Linked DNA regions of Homo sapiens: region 1 is linked to region 2. The links are chromatin loops, found by intact Hi-C in ENCODE. Cell type or tissue: dorsolateral prefrontal cortex. All regions are shown on one strand. Each heading gives the region's core, and the rest is flanking DNA. Links, peaks and the distances in the headings are about the cores only.

Region 1 (8,800 bases), core at 801-8,800, 320 kb after region 2:
TAAAGGAGCCAAGAACCCAGGTTCTTTGTCTTGGTTTTACATGAGAGGGGCAAGAGGGAACCTCAGACCTCCTCGGCCTAAAAGAACACCAAGAACACAGGGCCAGCTACCTAAGCAGGTAAAGAGTATACATTCCCTGTGAATGTCACCTTGGCATTGGGCCCTTTGCATTCAGGAATCCAATTATATGAATGCTCAGTACATCTTAACATATTTAGTAGTCCTGAAGGCCATTCCTCTAGAATAAGAAACAGAAATTGAGCTGCTATTTCAGTTTAGCCTAGTCTTTGGCCAGGAAGTTCAGCCAAATCACTTTGGAAGCCATGACAGTTTGTCACTGGAGATGCAGGACATCAAAGAGAGCTCACTTACAACACATCAGAGTGAAAATGCTATTTGCTGCCCAACTGCCAGCAGAGGAGGTGCATTTGAGACTTTAACAGGATTGGAAGAGAAGCTTGCCACACACAATTTATCTTTTCCAATTGTCTTCACTGTTTTTTTCCACAGCTAAGAGACAAGTACCCAGCCTCTACAAACCCGTTGTAGCTCAACAAATAACATATAAACCAGCAAGGCAGACAGTCCATTTCATTTCCAGGTTATCTGAGGATGCCCATATTTTTGTATGTGGGATGAATAGAGGAGGATATGATGTTTTAGAACTTTTTATTTTGAAATAATTATAGACTTATAGGAAGTTGCAAAAATAGTACACGGAGTCTCATGCCTTCTTCATCCGACGTCCCCTAATAGTGACGTTGCAAATAACTGTAGTATAATTAGGATTGCCAGATAAAATGTAAGATATACAGTTAAATTTGAATTTCAGATAACAAATAACTATTCATTAGAAATGTTTCCTGATATTCCTTGTTGTTTATCTGAAGCTAAATTTAACTAGGTGTGCTGTATTTTTATTTGCTGAACCTGGCAACCCTAAGAGGTGTAAAATGTAAAAATGAGGAAATTGACATTGGTACAGTATTGGTAACAAGACTACAGATCTCATTCAGTTTTCATCATTTTTACATTCGTTCATTTATATAGTTATATACAGTTGTGTGATTTTTTTAAAATTTCGAAAACAAAAACAAAAGGTCTGAGAACTTTGCAATGCAGAGCCCACCACAGCCATGCCTAATCACTGCCCGATTTGCCATGGAACTGATGATTCACTCAAGCCTGGCCAAAGTTATAGGCTATGAGCAGCAGAACTGGTGGGAACCAACAGATTTGGGGTTTGCTCTAGCCTAAAGAACTCAATTAGCTTTCCACTGCCTGAGGAAGGTCATCCACTTGAATGTCCTTTGTTTTTATTATCCCTAGACCGTAATTTCCTGCGTGAATGGCCACTTTCATGCTTTGTAACAAGAGGATGAGTCAAATTCCTTTGCTTGGGCTATAATTTATAATCTGCAACCCACAATTCGATATTCAATCTCTTCGTTTTCTTTGTGAACAGTGGTGCTAAAAATAAGAAAAGAAAGTCCTGTGGAGAAAACAAATCCAACCTCACACTGTCTAAGCCATGCTAACCAGGCGGCTTTCGTCAAGGACCCATGGTCAGAGGCACCATGGGCATCCGCTGTCAGAATCACCAGACGAAGCCAGGAAAGGATTTGCTCCATTGTGAGACACATCCCCCCAGCCCCATGACCTCTGCCAGGCTATTTCAGCCACCTAAGCCTCTCAGAAAGAGCATACTTTAAATGTAAGTGGTGTTGCTTGCCTCTTAAAGAGTTAAAGAAAGAAGATTTTTATTAAAGATATACAACACCAGCCAGGCATGGTGGCTCACGCCCATAATCCCAGCACTTTGGGAGGCCAAAGTGGGCGGATCACCTGAGGTCGGGAGTTCAAGATCAGCCTGACCAACATGAAGAAACCCTGTCTCTACTAAAAATACAAAATTAGCTGGGTGTGGTGGCACATGCCTGTAATCCCAGCTACTCGGGAGACCGGGGCAGGAGAATCACTTGAACCCAGAGGCGGTGGTTGCAGTGAGCCTAGATCGCACCATTTCACTCCAGCCTGGGCACCAAGAGCAAAACTCTGTCTCAAAAAAAAAAAAAGAAAAAAAAGATACACAACACCAAAATAGTATCCCGAGACACAAGAGAATAAATCTGCAGGAACGTTGATTCATCTGTAGCTGGGGAGACCAGAGAAATCTTCTGGGGGACCTGTACCTAGATCCTTCTCCTATGTGGAGAAGACTCCTTAGAGTTATCCCCCAAACTGCTACAACCCAATGATCAACTTTTCCTAGGTTCCCATTGAAAAGGGAGGAAAATGAGAATTCAGTGATGTGTTTTTCATAGTTAACTATTTCAATTTAAAGGAGTGACTTTTATTCTAAGTTATGTTCTTTCTGTTTTTTAGTAACAAAATGTCCTGTCTGTTATAAAACGATAGTAAGATTTTCTGTTCTTTGTTGTTCTTTGGCAAATAAAATGTTGATGTGTCTGTCATTTATAGCCACAATAATTCTATGAAACACACTACCTCCAAAGCTCAATGTCATATAAAAATAAGCATGTGTTTCTTGGGCATGTCTAAGATTGGCTGGGACAGCCTTTTACCACGTGTGTCTCAATATCCTGGGTCCACTGTGCTATCTGTGCATCCTGTCCCCATGACAGTGGCAGAGAGATAAACAGCCAGCCTAAACATCCCATTGATCACAGCTAATGACATGGTTGAGCCCAAAGTCAAGGGATGGAGAAATACACTCCACCCTTTATGGGGCTAAGACTGTGAAAGTATAGCAACGCTACAGGGGTGGGGAATGCTGTTGCGGCTAATAGTCCAGTCTATCACATGTCGGTAATTATATCAGCTCCCATTTTCTCTTGGTATTTGCTGACCCAGAGAAAGACAGCCATTTGAGCATCACAGCTTCAAAGGATATCTTTGGCCATAGGAATAAAAACCTAACCTAATAAAGAGTAGTTTAGAAAAACCAGAAGTAGGAGCCATGAGATTGGAATTTATCATCAGCAATACTATGGGCCCTCATTAGGCGGTGACTGTCTCAGCTGTGAGTGTTCTGTGCTTGCATCTCTCTTTTTGCAAAATATGATCATCTGGAGGCAATCTACAATGACTGTACTGCATCTGTCACATTTTTAAGGCATCTTTGATATAGTGGTTAGGTGTTTCGTTTTGTTGGAACCATGGGAATCAAATTTACTATGCAGAATTCTGTGTGAGATCATAGATCATAGATTAATTCACCTGCCCAGCCTTCTCTGCACACCTGCAGTGGATCTCATTTCCATCCAAGGACTTTAATATTATTAGTTCATTATTAATTCATCATCCAAATTGCCACTTTATGACAGATGATACGCCAACTTTTTTTTTCTTTTTTGAGATGGAGTCTCACCGTGTCGCCCAGGCTGGAGTGCAGTGGCGTGATCTCAGCTCACTGCAACCTCCACCTCCTGGGTTCAAGTAATTCTCCTGCCTCACCCTCTCAAGTAGCTGGGACTACAGGCACGTGCTACCATGCCTGGCTAATTTTTGTATTTTTTAGTAGAGACAGGGTTTCACCATATTGGCCAGGCTGGTCTCAAACTCCTGACCTCGTGATCCACACGCCTCGGCCTCCCAGAGTGCTGGGATTACAGGCATAAGCCACTGCACCCGGCTGATACTCCAACTGTTTTTGAGCTTGTTCGGGTTCAATTTTGTCAATGAAATGCTCAGCGCTTTGTTTATGTTTTTAATTTTTTTTAATTAAAAAAATACCCTGGAAATCATCACCATGGCCTTGAGTCAGAAAGTTTAATAAACAAACATTGACAATTCCAACCGACAGTTAAAACATCTTGAAAATTACCTGCTCACTTACACTATCATCCCAGCAGAATGAGGGTATCTGTAATAGTCAACAAAGACAAATGGCTTAAACTTTGTTCCGGGTCCTGTCTCTGACTTGTGGCGCTAGAGTGGGCATGTTGCTTAATTTCTATGTCTCTCTGGTTCTACATTTACAAACTGGGGGTGGCGATGGGATTGAAATCTGTGTTTGCACATGTTTTGAAGCTCTTTGGAAGAAAAATTATACAAACCTGGAAAGCATCTTATAGTCCTAGGAAGAATGTTGCTCAAGTCTTAGCACAAAGCCAGGGGAGAACAGCTGCCTCTCAGCAGAGATCTAAATATCTTGCTTCTCCTTTCTCAGAAGAAAACACTGAACATGCAGCCACCTGTTTCCTGGCCAGGATGCTGGGTGCAATTGCACACAAGGGAGAAAAAGGCCTTTTGTTTTCTAACCAGCTGCATTTGCCGGCAGGTCTGTTGGAGTTCTACAAAACAGCGTGTGTCACGTTCTATAAAACAGCGTGTGTCACACAGCTTGGTGCTGCATGGCTGGACTCCCTGGTTTCTCTATTTTAGAACATCCAGGGGTTTGTGTCCCCTTTAAGAAAAGGTCATTTGGACATAATAACATTTGCCACCTTCACCAAGGCTCAATTCAAAGAGGAGTTGGCTCAGTTTGCATCAAACAATAAAAGACCTTTGTGGGACTAGGAGGGAGATGGAGAGAGGAGGAGGCAGAGTGGAAGGGAGTGGGGAGCCCTATCCTGGTAAGTTTCTGGGCACTAGAGGTTTTGTTCTGTTTTTCTTCATAAACAGGTGAACTGATTTCCTCTTATCAGGTAGAACATCATTTAAATATCAAGTCGCTCAGGGTGCTCAGGTGAAGAGGCTGGTGATGCTCCAGCCCAGATGCCTAGTCTTCGAGGAGAGCAGAAATGGCACCTTCTCCCAAGAAAGATGAACAGGAGGGAGTGGAAAGTCTCCAGCCTCACAAAAGACAGAAAAGCAGCAGCAGCAAGTGCATCACAATTCTGGAATCTGGGAAATAGACACGGGAATGGTAAATGCCTTTCTCGTGGTCATGCAGAAGCTGAATCCCAGCCAGCAGAGGCCCAAGCCAAGAAGCCACAGGACTGATGTCATGTGGGCTCCTGCGTCTCGGGAATCACAGGCTTGGAGTATGCCTAGAAGTCTTTGCCTAAAGAAGACTGGGCACACGTGTTTCAGCAAAACTCTAGAACCACAGATATTTTACTCAAGCCCTGTTAGCCAAACTATTGCCCCTATCTGAACCCCGAAAGCAGACTGGATGTTATTCTCTGAGAGTATCAAACAGAGAGTCTGTTGGATTAGAAACACCCAGGTGTGGTGTAAGCCAGGACTGTGCCAAGGAACACAGGTGGTTTAAGCAAACAATTTGTCTATTCTACTTTGAAAATCTCCCTCAACACGATCCCTTACCTCAGGGCTTTCCTCGCCCTTTCTAACAGCATGGAGCTGAATGGGTATCTTTCAGACAAGATATTAGAAGAGCCTTCTCTTAAATGAAACAATTAAGATATACCAAGATTGAGAATTCCCTAAGGAAACAGACTCCCCGCCTCCCAGCCCATCCTACTATGTGCCTGCAAATGGGCAAACCTCCCCCACCTGCATCAGCTTTTTAGTGTGACAATTTTAAAACATATGAACACGCAGGGAGGCTCACCAGATGCTGAAATATAATTTGTAATTAAAAAAAAGCAGGAGTCACAATATATCAAGAGTAAAAAGGAAATTTGGAGAAAGCAAATACTCAGGGGGATTTAAAAAAAAAATCTTGCAAACAATTGTTTTTCCATAAACCACTAGGGAAAAGGTAGATTGTTTGGTAGATTGTATTGGAAAAACTAGTTTACCATTTTGAGAATTTGAAGTTGGATCACTGCCTAATGCTACAAATAAAGGGAGATGCTAGAAGAATTAAAGGCCTAAAATTGAAAAGTAAAGCTATAAAGTTGATATAATGAAACATAAAAGACTACTCCCATGACTTAGGAGCAGGGAGAAACTTCTTTACACAAAATTCAGAAACAATACCTTGAACAAAACATGAAATAAATTGATAACATCCAATATAGGAATTTCTGTTTAATGGAGGGTGCTAAGGACGGTGACCATGGGAGGAGATATTTTCAATTTCTAAAATCAGTAATGGTGTCTAGAATATAAAGGGAACTCCTTCAAATGAGCAAGAAGAGACCAGAAACCCCCTACACCCTCTCTCCTACTCAATGATATCTCTGTAGCAAGGAAACACTTTCCCTCCTGTGCCGTCAATATCACCTTCATTATGGATCATTATCAGCAGATGCACATCCTCTCATTTATTCCTATTTTAAAACACCCCTTCTTGACCCCACTTCAACTCAATATTTCTACTTCCCGGCCAGGCGTGGTGGCTCACGCCTGTAATCCCAGCACTTTGGGAGGCCGAGGTGGGCAGATCACAAGGTCAGGAGTTCGAGACCAGCCTGGCCAATATGATGAAACCCCGTCTCTACTAAAAATACAAAAATTAGCCAGGCGTGGTGGTGTGTGCCTGTAATCCCAGCTACTCAGGAGGTTGAGGCGGGGGAATCGCTTGAACCCGGGAGGCGGAGGTTGCAGTGGGCCAAGATTGTACCACTGTACTCCAGCCTGGGTGACAGAGTGAGACTCCATCTTAAAAAAAAAAAATTCTACTTCCTTTCACAAAAACACCCCTCAAAATAGCTGTCCACACTCCATGTTTTCAACTGCTCTCATTCCCTTCTTAAATTCTTACCATGTAACATTTGATTAATGCAAGAGGATATCTGTAAATTATGAAGCATAATAATAAAATGAACACCAATGAAGCTTCTACTCCACTTAAAAACTGGAACATCACCAATTTCATTGCATTAACCTGTATGTTCCTTCTCTACCCCATCACTCTGCCTTTTCTTCTCCGAATGATAAAGCCACTATCTTATATTTTGTGTTTATCATTCCTTTCCATTTTATAAAGTTTTTATCCCACCTATCTGTATTCCTAAACAATACACATTAAAATTGAGGGGGCTCAGGTTTTGTTCGTTTTTCCTCCATGCTTTGAAGTCATTTTGTATTCAACATGTCCAGAAATTCCTAACCTTTTCCTTCACACTTCCCCCAGTCTCCTCAATCTTGCAACATCATCCTTCTAGCTGCTCAGACAGAATTAATTTTTTCACTTATGACTCCTCTATCTTGTAAAACATATCCATATCAGTAAGTCCTGTGGGTTCTCACTTCAAAATATACTCAGGATCCAACCACGCCTCATTGCCACTGCTTTCGCCCAGGTTCAAGCCACCATCATCTCTCATCTGGATTATTGAAAGTTCCACTGATGTGCACGCCTGCTTCACCCTTTCCCTTGCCCCCGCATTCACCTATAGTTTACTCTCCGCACAGCAACCAGAGTGATTATCTGGAACTCCGTGTCAGAGCACCTTAACCCTTCAACTCAGCACTCTGCAGCGGCTTCTATCTCAGGCAGAGTAGGAATCTACAAGGCCCTACGTCACACCCTGGACAGTCCCCACATCCCACACACAACTCTCCTGCTGTTTCCTTAGGGTCGCTCCCTCTAACCATCTGGCTCCTTGAACAAGCCAGTGCACTGCTGTCTCCAGGCCTTTCTTTGCTCATGCTGTTTTTCGTCTTACTTGGGAGGCCTTTTTCCTTGCACATGCCCTCTTCCTCAATGGCTCTCTCTCTCACCTCCTTCTCTTCTTAAATATCATCTTATCAGGGAGACCTCCTCCACTGCTCTGTTTAAAATAGTACTCTTATGCCCACCAGCACACTCTATCCCATTCTCCAGCTTTATTCTTCTCCATAAACACTTATCACATTCTGACATACTGTAACTTTTGCTTGTTTCTTTGTTTATTGCCTAGCTTCCCGCACTACACTATAAGCTCCTTGAAGGCAAGGGTTTTTGTCTATATCGTTTAGTGCTCTATCCCCAGCAATGCCTAGAAAATACTAGGTTCAACAAAGATTTATTGAATGAATGAATGGATGTAAATAATCTCCTCACTTCCTCACTTTTGCCCGCTACCAGTATCCCATCCCCAACTGCATAACATAGCTCCTCTTACCTATCCCTAAACAAACTCCAGCTCAAATCAAAATTATGCCCATGACAGAGCCCCAGGGACTTTTAGGTGGTAATTACAGGCTTTCTCTCTCTGCCTTTCCTCAGAGCCACAGGAGACGTGCTCCAAATTTTTGCCTCTTTCTCCTTAACATCCCTGAAGGCTGAGTCATAGCACTGGAAGCTTTAGAATGTGTTCTTGCACACTGAAGGTAAAACACTATTTCTCCAAAAGTCATTACCTATTTGTCTTCCATCACTGACATAGGCCATTGTTGATTATAAGGATATTAAAGCCTGAAGCCTAAAGGCCTATGGGTGAAACATTCAATTTTTCAGTGTTATTTTGTTATTTTAAGAGCCTGTGTGACAGACATATTTAGGCTTAATAGTACCCTTAGGAAAATAAAAAGGAAAAGGCAAGATTCTATTTACTGTATATCCTTCCTCTTTCTTGGAAAATCTCACATTACATCGGAAAAACCTAAATTACATGAAGTTTACAAAATTGATTGCCTCATGAATAAACGGATTTATTATTTAAGATGCTGAGGAGCACATTTCATTATTCAGTATCCTTGGAACAAAATATTTGAAATGTGGGATGAAAAATTTTCAAGCTGCTTCGCTAAATGAGGTAGACCAAAAAGAACATCCACACATTAACATAAAACATTCATCAGGAGATCAGCTGGCAATGTGATGAAGAGAAATGGCTACATTTTTTAATTTCTAATCAGTCCCATTAAATGTGTGGCTTGTGGCCACTTTTACTGTACTGTACTGTGGAACTCACCTCAGATCATGAAGCCTGTATTTAAA
Region 2 (9,753 bases), core at 1,002-9,001:
TTCATTCTCCCTTTCTTCTCCCAAAAGAAGTTCCTGTTGTCATCAGACTAGATCATCCAATACTCCTCAGTGGCACCATTATCCACTGATTCCTGAGTCAATTCCTTTTTTCTCACTGTCACTGTCTCCAACATTACTTGTGCCTTAATTCTAAAAATGTCACCATATATGTAGATGATCTTTCCAACACACTGGTGCTTCATTTCCTTAAACCATCACTTTCAATACCCTTCTCCTCCACGCTGCCTCCACTACTCACTTCCGTGTCATTATCACTAGCTGCGAACGCTCTGTAATGTCAATCTCATGCCTCCCACTCTTCCCACGAGCTCATATCTTTTCCTCGCACTGTCTGTGGTACTGTAACTTCAACCAGTTTTCGGCCCCATTAGGATTGGCAATCCATTGATCACAGTGCCATGTCACTACAGCACATGATATTGTCTCTTTCCTCTTTATCCAGATTAAAATCAAACCCAGTCAGTAGAGACACTCGCTTGTCCATGCTCTCTATGCCCATCCCCTTCTGCTTTGTTGCACTTGCTTGTCATCCAGCCTTCAATGCCTCCAACTCTGTACTCCTGAACTGGTGCAGCCCAGCAAGACTAGGGAAAAACAAACTCCAAATTCATGCTGCATCGCAAGCGGACTCCTAATGTTCCCAAGCAGTCGTGCTTCTTATCTCTACTCCATTCATTCATCCAGTCTCCCAAAGGGTTATTTCACACTCCTTGACCTCTCCCCAAACTTCCAACGCCTTCTCTCTCATTCTTACCCTCAGCTTAAGGTCTTCCTCTTACTTCACATCCACAGACCACACTGCCTTCTCTTCACACTTTCCAGCATCTGAGTAAGTATCTAGGACCTGCCTTCCCATCTATGACCAAGAATGAACTGGCCACACTCCCATCTCAAGGCAGTGCCTCTACTTATACCCGTATCCCATCCTCGTGTACACTCAGGACATCTCTTTGGCAATTATACCCTCTTCTATGAAAAAAAAATCAATTTTCTTACTCTACGCTGGATCACACTCATTAGCATACAGAATACTATTATTTTTCCCATATTAAAAAAAAAGAAACAAAAAAGGCCTTCCATTCTCCCCATATTCTCCACCAGCCATTGTCCCATTTCTTCCCTTCCCTGTGTGACGATATCTGGAAAGCATTATCATTCAGTTATACCGAGTACCTCCATTCCCCACCTCTCCACTGACATTGCTCACATTAAGGTTGCCCATGGCCTCCACGCTGCCAAGTCCAAACCCCAATTCTCGATTTTAATCTTACTTAATCTTTCGGAGCACTTCACGTAGTCATTCATTCCTCCTCCTTGACACAATTTTCTCACTTGCCCTTTCAGTACATGCAACTCTCTTGTTTTTCTGTCCACTTCACATGTCCCTTCTTTTTGACCCAACCTCTTAATTTTGGAGTACCTTTGAGCCCTTTATTGTCCCCTAGTCCCAAGGATTTCAATGGCAAGTAAGTGCCAGTGGCTCCTATATTATATTTCAGCCCAAATCTATTTATCTTTCCAATGTCTACTCAACAGTGCTACCTGGATGTTTAGGAGGCATCTCACCCTGCCCAAACTCAACGCTGATCATCCCATTCTTCCCTATTTAGCACATAGCTTTCCTTACCTCAGTTACGGCAATTCTATTTTTGTAGGCCAAAAGCTTTGTAATCAAACTTGCAAGGGTGGCTCTAATAAAAATTTAAAACCATAATAGAAAATAACAAAAGGTGGTGAGGAAACCCTCATTCTCTCATTCTGGTGAGACTATAAAATAGTACAGCCACTGTGGAAACAGTTTGGAAGTTCCTCAAAAGGTTAAACACAGAAATACCAAGTAATCCAGCAATTCCAACTCTAGGTATATACCCCAAAGAACTGAAAACAAGGATTGAAACAAACATACATTTTCATCATCATACCATCACCATGGTCAGCAGTGGAAACAGCCCAAATGTCCATCGATGAATGAATAGAGAAGCACAACATGGTGTCTATCCATACAGTGAAATAGCACTCCACCCTAAAGAGGAGTGAAGTGCTGACACATGCTACATGATAGACTTTGAAGACATTATGCTAAGTGACAGAAGCCAGACACGAAAGGTCACATATTGTGTGATTCCCTTTACATACAATGTCTAGAATATGTAAATCTACAGAAGTAGAAATTATCTTTGTGGTTGCCAGAGGCTTGGAAAAGGAAAAAATGGCAGGTGACTCTTTCTGGGTATGAGTTTCCTTATGGGGTGACAAAAATGTTTTAGAACTAAATAGAAGTGATCACATCATCGCGAACATACCAAATGCCACTGAATTGTACATTGAAATGGCTCATTTTAGGCTACATGAATTTCACCTCAATTAAGGAAAGAGAATCTTCCTTGACTCCTTTCTTTCACTGATACTCCAAATTTAATCTCTCAGGAAATCACTCGGACTCTACACTCAAAATACATAAATATATCCAGAAGCCGAACCTTTCTCACCTGCACACTATTACCAGTCTGATCCAGCCCAACATGATCTTTCTTTTGGATTATTACATGGACTCCTAATTGGTCTCCTTTATTATACTCTTATCACCTTATAACCTATAGTAGATTCTCAAACACAACGTGCAATCAGATCATGTCACTTGTCTACTTGAAACTCTGCAATGGCTTCCCATTTATTTCAGGGCAAGAGCTAAAGTTTTAACAATGGCCCAGGAGGCTCTGCATGATCTTGTTTCCTGGGCTCTGCTGCTAATCTCTCCCCTCTTCCATTTATTCTACTTTTATTCTCACACTTGTTCCCTCCAGTGCAGCCACACTGGCCTCTCTGCTGTTCTTCACAAATGCCAGGCACGGCCGGGCACAGTGGCCTACGCCTGTAATCCCAGCACTTTGGGAGGCTGAGGCGGGTGGATCATGAGGTCAGGAGTTCAAGACTGGCCTGGCCAAGATGGCGAAACCCCATCTCTACTAAAAATACAAAAAAAATTAGCCAGGCATGGTGGCGGATGCCTGTAATCCCAGCTACTCGGGAGGCTGAGGCAGAGAATTGCTTGAACCTGGGAGGCGGAGGTTGCAGTGAGCCGAGATCGTGCCACTGCACTCTAGCCTAGGCAACAGAGCAAGACTCTGGCTCATGGAGGGAAAGAAAACAGAAATGCCAGGCACATCCTTACCCAGTCTCAGATGCTCTTCCTCTGGAAAACCACTTGGCTAATTCCTTTACCTCCTTCAAGGCTTTGCTCAGATCACATCTTGTCAAAGAGTCTTATCCTGGCCACTTCATTTTATGCTGAATACTGCCCACCTCCCACATACAATTCTGATTCCCCCATCCTACTCTAATTTTACTTTTTTCTCTGTAGCACTTTTCTAATATAACATATAATTGCAAAATAGTATTATGTGTCTTCCCTTGTTAGGCTGTAAGCTTCATGAAGGGAAGTATTTTTGTTTGTTTTGTTGCCTGATGTATCCTAGGTGTGTAGCGCTGGCATACAGGAGATATTCAGTAATATTTACTGAATAGAACTGTAGAAAAACGGACCATCAAGATACTCAACAGATTAATAATAGTGACTGCTAGTGAGAAATTAGTACGGGCATGCAATTAGGGACAGGTTCAAAAGAGACTTTATCTAATGGGTAAAGAAAATGTGGTATATATACACAAAGGAATGCTATTCAGCCTTAAAAAAGAAGGAAATTCTTGTCATTTGCAACAACATGGATGAACCTGTACGACATTAAGCTAAGTGAAAGAAGCCAGGCACAAAAAGACAAACGCTGCATGCTCTTACTTATAAAAAGTGGAGCTCGGCTGGGCGCGGCGGCTCACACCTGTAATCCCAGCACTTTGATAGGCCAAGGCGGGCAGATGACTTGAGTTAAGGAGTTCGAGACCAGCCTGGCCAACATGGTGAAACCCTGTCTCTATTAAAATCACAAAAATTAGCCCGACACAATGGCATGCACCTGCACTTCCAGTTACTGGGGAGGCTGAGGCAGGAGAATCGCTTGAACCCAGGAGGCGGAAGTTGCAGTGAGCTGAGATTGCGCCACTGCACTCCAGCCTGCGGTACAGAGTGAGACTCCATCTCAAAAAAAAAAAAAAGTGGAACTTATAGAAATAGAATAGAGCGCTGGTTACCAGGGCTGAGTGGGGAGGGTTGGGAAATAGGAAGATGTAGTTCAAAGGCTAACAAGTTTCAGTTAGGAGGAATAAGTTTTCAAGATCTATTGCACAGCATAGTGACTATAGTTAACAATAATATATTTCAAAATTGTGAGAATAATCTATTTTAAATGTCCTCACCATAAAAAAGGTAAGTCTGTGAAGTGACGGATATGTTAAGTAGCTTAATTTAATCATCCCACAATGTAAATACGTATGTCAAAACATCACATTGTAACAATTCTCACTTGTTAATTATAATAAAATTTAATAAATAAATTATTTTTACTAAAAGAAACTTTGTCTTTCTCTGCAATGTTTTGTTTCTTTTTAGTTAAAAATGGTAATGTATATTCAGTGTTACCAAATGTTAACACTTGTCAATTCTGGATATCTTGAAGGTAGTGGTTATAGTAGTCTGTGCACTTTTGTACTGCTTAAATTTCTCAACATTTTAAGTACAAGCAAGAAAAGAAAGGCTTTGTGGTTTTTATAGCAAAGAGTCCCTTTGCTCCTCCAAAAAGAATAAAAGTAGTCTTCTTAGAATTCCTGTAGCAATCTCGTTTCTTGACCAAATATAGCAATTTGGCAATTACCTCATCCCCTCCCTTATCACTAGAAAATGGAGCTAGCAGAGTTATGAATACAGAAATATGATCTTCTTCATTAACTTGACCTCTCAACACTGTGCAATGATGGGAAAATCCAAGTTAAACAGAACCGGCGTTCCTAAGACACAATCATTGAAGTTACCATGAGGGCCCACCAGGTGGTGTGTGTGCATGGGAGTCCTTACTACTGAACGATGGTTCCCAAGCATCCCTGAGAAGCACCATCCCAAAATGGCCTTTGTTAGAGAGTTTATAAGCTGTTTCAGTCTATCTGTGACTTAGGTACTCATGAGTGAGTTCAGAGCTCTGAAGAAAGCCCCTTCCACTGTGCCCCCAGTAGAACCGCCCCCCAAAGCAATATCTCTATGTCACAGAGCCCTACAATCTCTTGGCAGAATTAAAATTGTATTTATTTTGGAAAATAAAACTGTGTGTACACTCATTTCCTTCTCAAACATTTCACAGCAAAACAAAAGTTGGAGTGCCAAGAGTTATAAAATTAGAGAGGAAATGAAAATCTGTTATTTTCATAACAAGGTCTTTTAACATAGCCAAAGTATTTTGAGTTCCAAAACAACTCACATCCCCAAATGGTAGTTTTCATAGTGATTTATTGACTTTAAGCATTTGTGATGGGCTGTAACCTAATTTTGAACAGAGCCATTTTTAAGTTATGCTGGAAGCTGCTGGATAATCTTTCCAATATGATGGTTAGATCAACACCTAATATACAGACAAACTGTATGTAATAGCCTCATAATATGCCAGCCAGATACGTAAATTATCCTTATTTTTTTCATTGCAAAGTGAGATAAGCTTGTAGTAAATAAATTCAAGTAATTTGGGGGCAAAGTAAAATAGAATAGCCTTTCTTTACTTTTCACTGACATTTCACTCCTCAAATTAATTAAATAACTTACTTCTTAAATTACTGTGGACAGTGTTGTGCCTATATCTGCAGACCTTTACAAACATGATTTTAATTTTTATTATACTAATTGAGATTTTACCATACACATTGTTCTGAAACATTCTACTCTTTACTTAACAGTTTTTATGATGGACTATTCTGGGTCAATATCAGCATATGTAAATACATACACACACACACATACACACACACGCACACACACACACATACACACACATATATATATACTTTTTCCCATCAATTTCTTTGATGACAATGGTATTTCACAAAATAATAATAGCAATAACAACCACAGCAAACACTTCCATAATTCTTACTATGCATCATGCTCCACGTGGTTTACACATTTTAACTCAACCATGACTCACAACAACCCTATAAGATAGGTACTATTTCTTATCCCCTTTACTGATGAAAAAACTGAGACATGAGAAGAAAAATAACTTCCTCAAGAGCATACAGCTAGTGAGCAGTGAAGCCGTGATTCAGACTCAGGCAGTCTGGTTCCAAAGTCCACAGTCGTAACTGCCACACTAGACTGATTAGCTGCAAACTGCTTAAGAGTCCCCCTGGAAATGGACATCTGGATTGCCTCTTTGTTTACTACTTTAAACAATGCCACAATAAATATCCTAAAAATATATGCATCAGCGTATCTTGAAAGTGCATTTCTACAAGTGGGATTGCTTGTATAGATGTTTAAAGAGTTAGTAGGTATGCCAAATTGATCTCCAGAGAAGCTGTGCCTACATTCTCCCAAATGGGGATGCTTTCCTGCCCTACGCTGACCATAGATGTTACCAATCATTTTTCTTTTTTGATAAGCTGATAGACATAAAACAGAATCGTGATGTTTCTCTAATCTGTATGGCCATAATAATGTGTGAGTTCAGCAACATTTCAAGTATTTATTGTCCACTTGTATTTATTGGTCTCTGGATTCTGAATTTCACCTTCTCACATTTTGGTCCATTATTCTATTGAGTTGTCTTTTCTCATGTATTTGTAAAAGCTTTGTTTTCGATAGGGTCTTGCTCTGTGGCCCAGGCTGGGGTGCAGTGGTGTGGTCATAACTCACTGTAACCTTGAACTCCTAGACTCAAGTTATCCTCCCTCCTCAGCCTCCTGAGTAGCTGGGACTACAGACACAAGCCACTATGCCCAGCTAATTTTTAAAAAATTTTTAGACATGGGGTCTTGCTGTGTTGCCCAGGTGTAGAAGCTCTTTGCACCACACATCTTGCTGTCCAGGGAACATGCACGAACCCCTGCCAGCATCCCCATCCAGCACTTAGAACTATGGCTGCACAATCAGAACAGACTGCTGTGTAGGTCCAGAGAAGAAGAGCTGAAAACAGGACTCATAACGTCACAGTTGCTTCCCCAAAGCAAAATCACCAGCATAGTATACAGATAACAAAGCTTATCTGAGGCTATAGCCCACAATCCGCCCATGTAAAATCATTTCCCTTCATGATAAATACTGTATCGATCCAGCTTGATGCACCAGGAAAAGCAAACCAGATGGGTGCCAAGAAAATTGGGAGGGGCTGCCGGGTGCGGTGGCTCATGCCTGTAATCCCGGCACTCTGGGAGACGGAGGCGGGCGGATCACGAGGTCAGGAGATCGAGACCATCCTGGCTAACACAGTTAAACCCCGTCTCTACTAAAAATACAAAAAAAATTAGCCGGGCGTGGTGCGGGCGCCTGTACTCCCAGCTACTCGGGAGGCTGAGGCAGGAGAATGGCGTGAACCCCGGAGGCGGAGCTTGCAGTGAGCCGAGATCGCACCACTGCACTCCAGCTTGGGCGACAGAGCGACACTCGGTCTCAAAGAAAAAAAAAAAAGAAAGAAAGAAAGAAAGAAAGAAAAAAAAGAAAGAAAGAAAATTGGGAAAGGCTGTAGAATCCTACTGGCCTGGGTTTGGATTGTGGGGCCATCACTTATTTAACCGGGTGGATTTAGGCAAGATAGTTCATTTTTCCCACCTCTAAGCCTTCGTAGAACAAGAATCATAAAACCAACCATGCAATGTTACAAGAATTAAGAAAAATGTAATCAGCTACTAGAGTCTAGCCACATAATAGGTGTTCAATTATTAATACTGAATAATACTTCCTATTATTACTATTAACACTACAAATATCAATACTCGTGGTGATGAAGGAGAGGCAAATGTAATTGATATACTGGCTCTGCCAGCTTCGGTATGGATAAAACTAGATGGCATTCTTCTACTTTTCAAATTAAAACTCATGTCTACCTTCATTTACCCAACGAGTAAAAACTTATCTTCCTTTCCTGCCCCTGTCTTCTTTCTGTGTCCAGGAATCTCAGCTGTGCTCAGAAGCCCAGCTCCGCTTGCTTGTATCCTGCAGCGCTAATGCGGGACTCAGGCGCTCCCCTTTGAGGTTAGTGGGCTCCTCAAACACCAGTCCTTGTCCAAGACAATGTGGCCAGGTCTCTGGCACGAAAAACACTGTAGATCCCCTTCCAGGCCACAGTGGTTCTTTGAGCAGTGAGAGAGTCCAAGCACCAACATGACATAGGACTAAACTTATCAAGGGCTCCCTGGTGGAGCTGGCCTGGGCTGTCTGCCTTTCACCTCCTTAGACTCCTTCCCAGGGGGGCTATGTCAGAGCATCTGCCACCTCCCTGTTCCAGCTGCACCTACCCTTTACACCTCTCGGTTCCTGTCCTAAACCTGCAAATTCCTCCATCTCTGCCCCAGCCCCAAACCTTGTTCTGTTGCAGACTGCAAGAAATAATTTTGGAAAAAAAATCAGTGCTGGTTACTCTAGGATGTCCTTTTCTCCTTCCATTTTACAAGAGACCTTCCTCAGATTTAGGCTACTCCTGAGGAGCCAATCCCATTGCAGCTGCCTATGAGGCAGCAGGAAGTGAAGGTCTTGGAAGCCCATAACTGACTCACTTTGGTGCTTAGGAAGTTAATTCCTGAGCGAAATGGGTTTAAAATATATCATCCACCTTGCTAGACCCTCAAGGTTTAGTTGTTCTTCTATATCTAGTACTGTAAATACTAGATATCCATGTTTTATTTTATTTTCTTAACCTCCAAATACCTTGAGATTTTATGAGAAAAGAGAAAAAAGGACATATAAAAAGAGAAAAGGGACAGAGGAGAATTTAAAGAAGTACCGTAAATACTAGATATCCATACACAATACACAATGACAACACTGGCTGGATTCCTAAAACAGAGTTTTAGATGAACTATGACTATTTTGGTGAGAGTATTTCCTACAACAAAATGTGTTCTGAACTTTGAAGCCAATCAAGTTTGTTACATAATGAGCTGGAGAAGAACCAAGATTATGATTTTTCTTCATGTTCCTACTGTTAGCTATCCCAGTTTATGGAGTATTTGAAAGCAATTTGCTTTAATTAAGTCAGTGAAGTGATAGAAACTTGCTGAAAACATTGACTAAGCTGCTTCCACAGACCATCCTTTTTTAAATTAAGGGACTCTGGGAGACCACCCTGTTCGATTTCAATAACCCACAAGATTATGTATTTCACTTGGTGTTGCAAAAATATCTAAGCACATTGAACTTAAAACTGTGGAAAAAGAAAGCACTGCTGATTTGTTCATGGAAGGGCAGGTGTTTGCATTTAAATTGGACTTGTTCACAGAGCAGAAAATGGAGTCTGCACTCATTTCCCACCACGGAGCTACTTGGGGCTCAGTGGAATCATTGATTTTGAGAAACTGAAGATGCATGGGCTTGATAACCTCACAATTTCTAAAGATATTCTCAGATGGTTGATGAATAAGGAGCACACTTTGTTTGCTTCGATGCCTTTGAACATGTCTGAATGACCAGGCATCTGATTCAGTGTCAAGGTGCGCCGATAGAGCAGAAGGCAAACCCTGCTGATCATTCTTATGAGTTTGCAGATGAAACCTAGAATGATCCTACAATGTCTGTCTCTGCAGCCAAATTCTGGGCAAGGACTGCTTACATATTGCTGTGTAAAAGTATATTCTTGTTCACAA

The links. A loop is a pair of places that touch in the nucleus more often than their neighbours do. Peaks named below come from ENCODE experiments on the same cell type or tissue, not always from the same donor. Only the 100,000 strongest peaks of a DNase experiment are listed, where the experiment ranks them.
Region 1: it touches region 2 in a loop (4-fold over the local background); 9 of 110 quality-filtered maps call a loop at or near these places.

Annotation. Positions count from the first base shown.
Region 1 is chr1:242,780,067-242,788,866 of GRCh38, forward strand. No RefSeq gene overlaps it. Among named protein-coding and RNA genes, the nearest start is that of PLD5, 260 kb to the left of the region's middle. RefSeq lists a silencer at 7,941-8,235. In dorsolateral prefrontal cortex, for the core only: no CTCF peak of the experiment used is centred there; a DNase peak (open chromatin) is centred at 4,945; H3K4me3 peaks cover 738 bases.
Region 2 is chr1:242,462,776-242,472,528 of GRCh38, forward strand. The region is part of intron 1 of PLD5 (phospholipase D family member 5); the gene reads right to left. Among named protein-coding and RNA genes, the nearest start is that of PLD5, 57 kb to the right of the region's middle. In dorsolateral prefrontal cortex, for the core only: a CTCF peak has its summit at 4,963; a DNase peak (open chromatin) is centred at 4,966.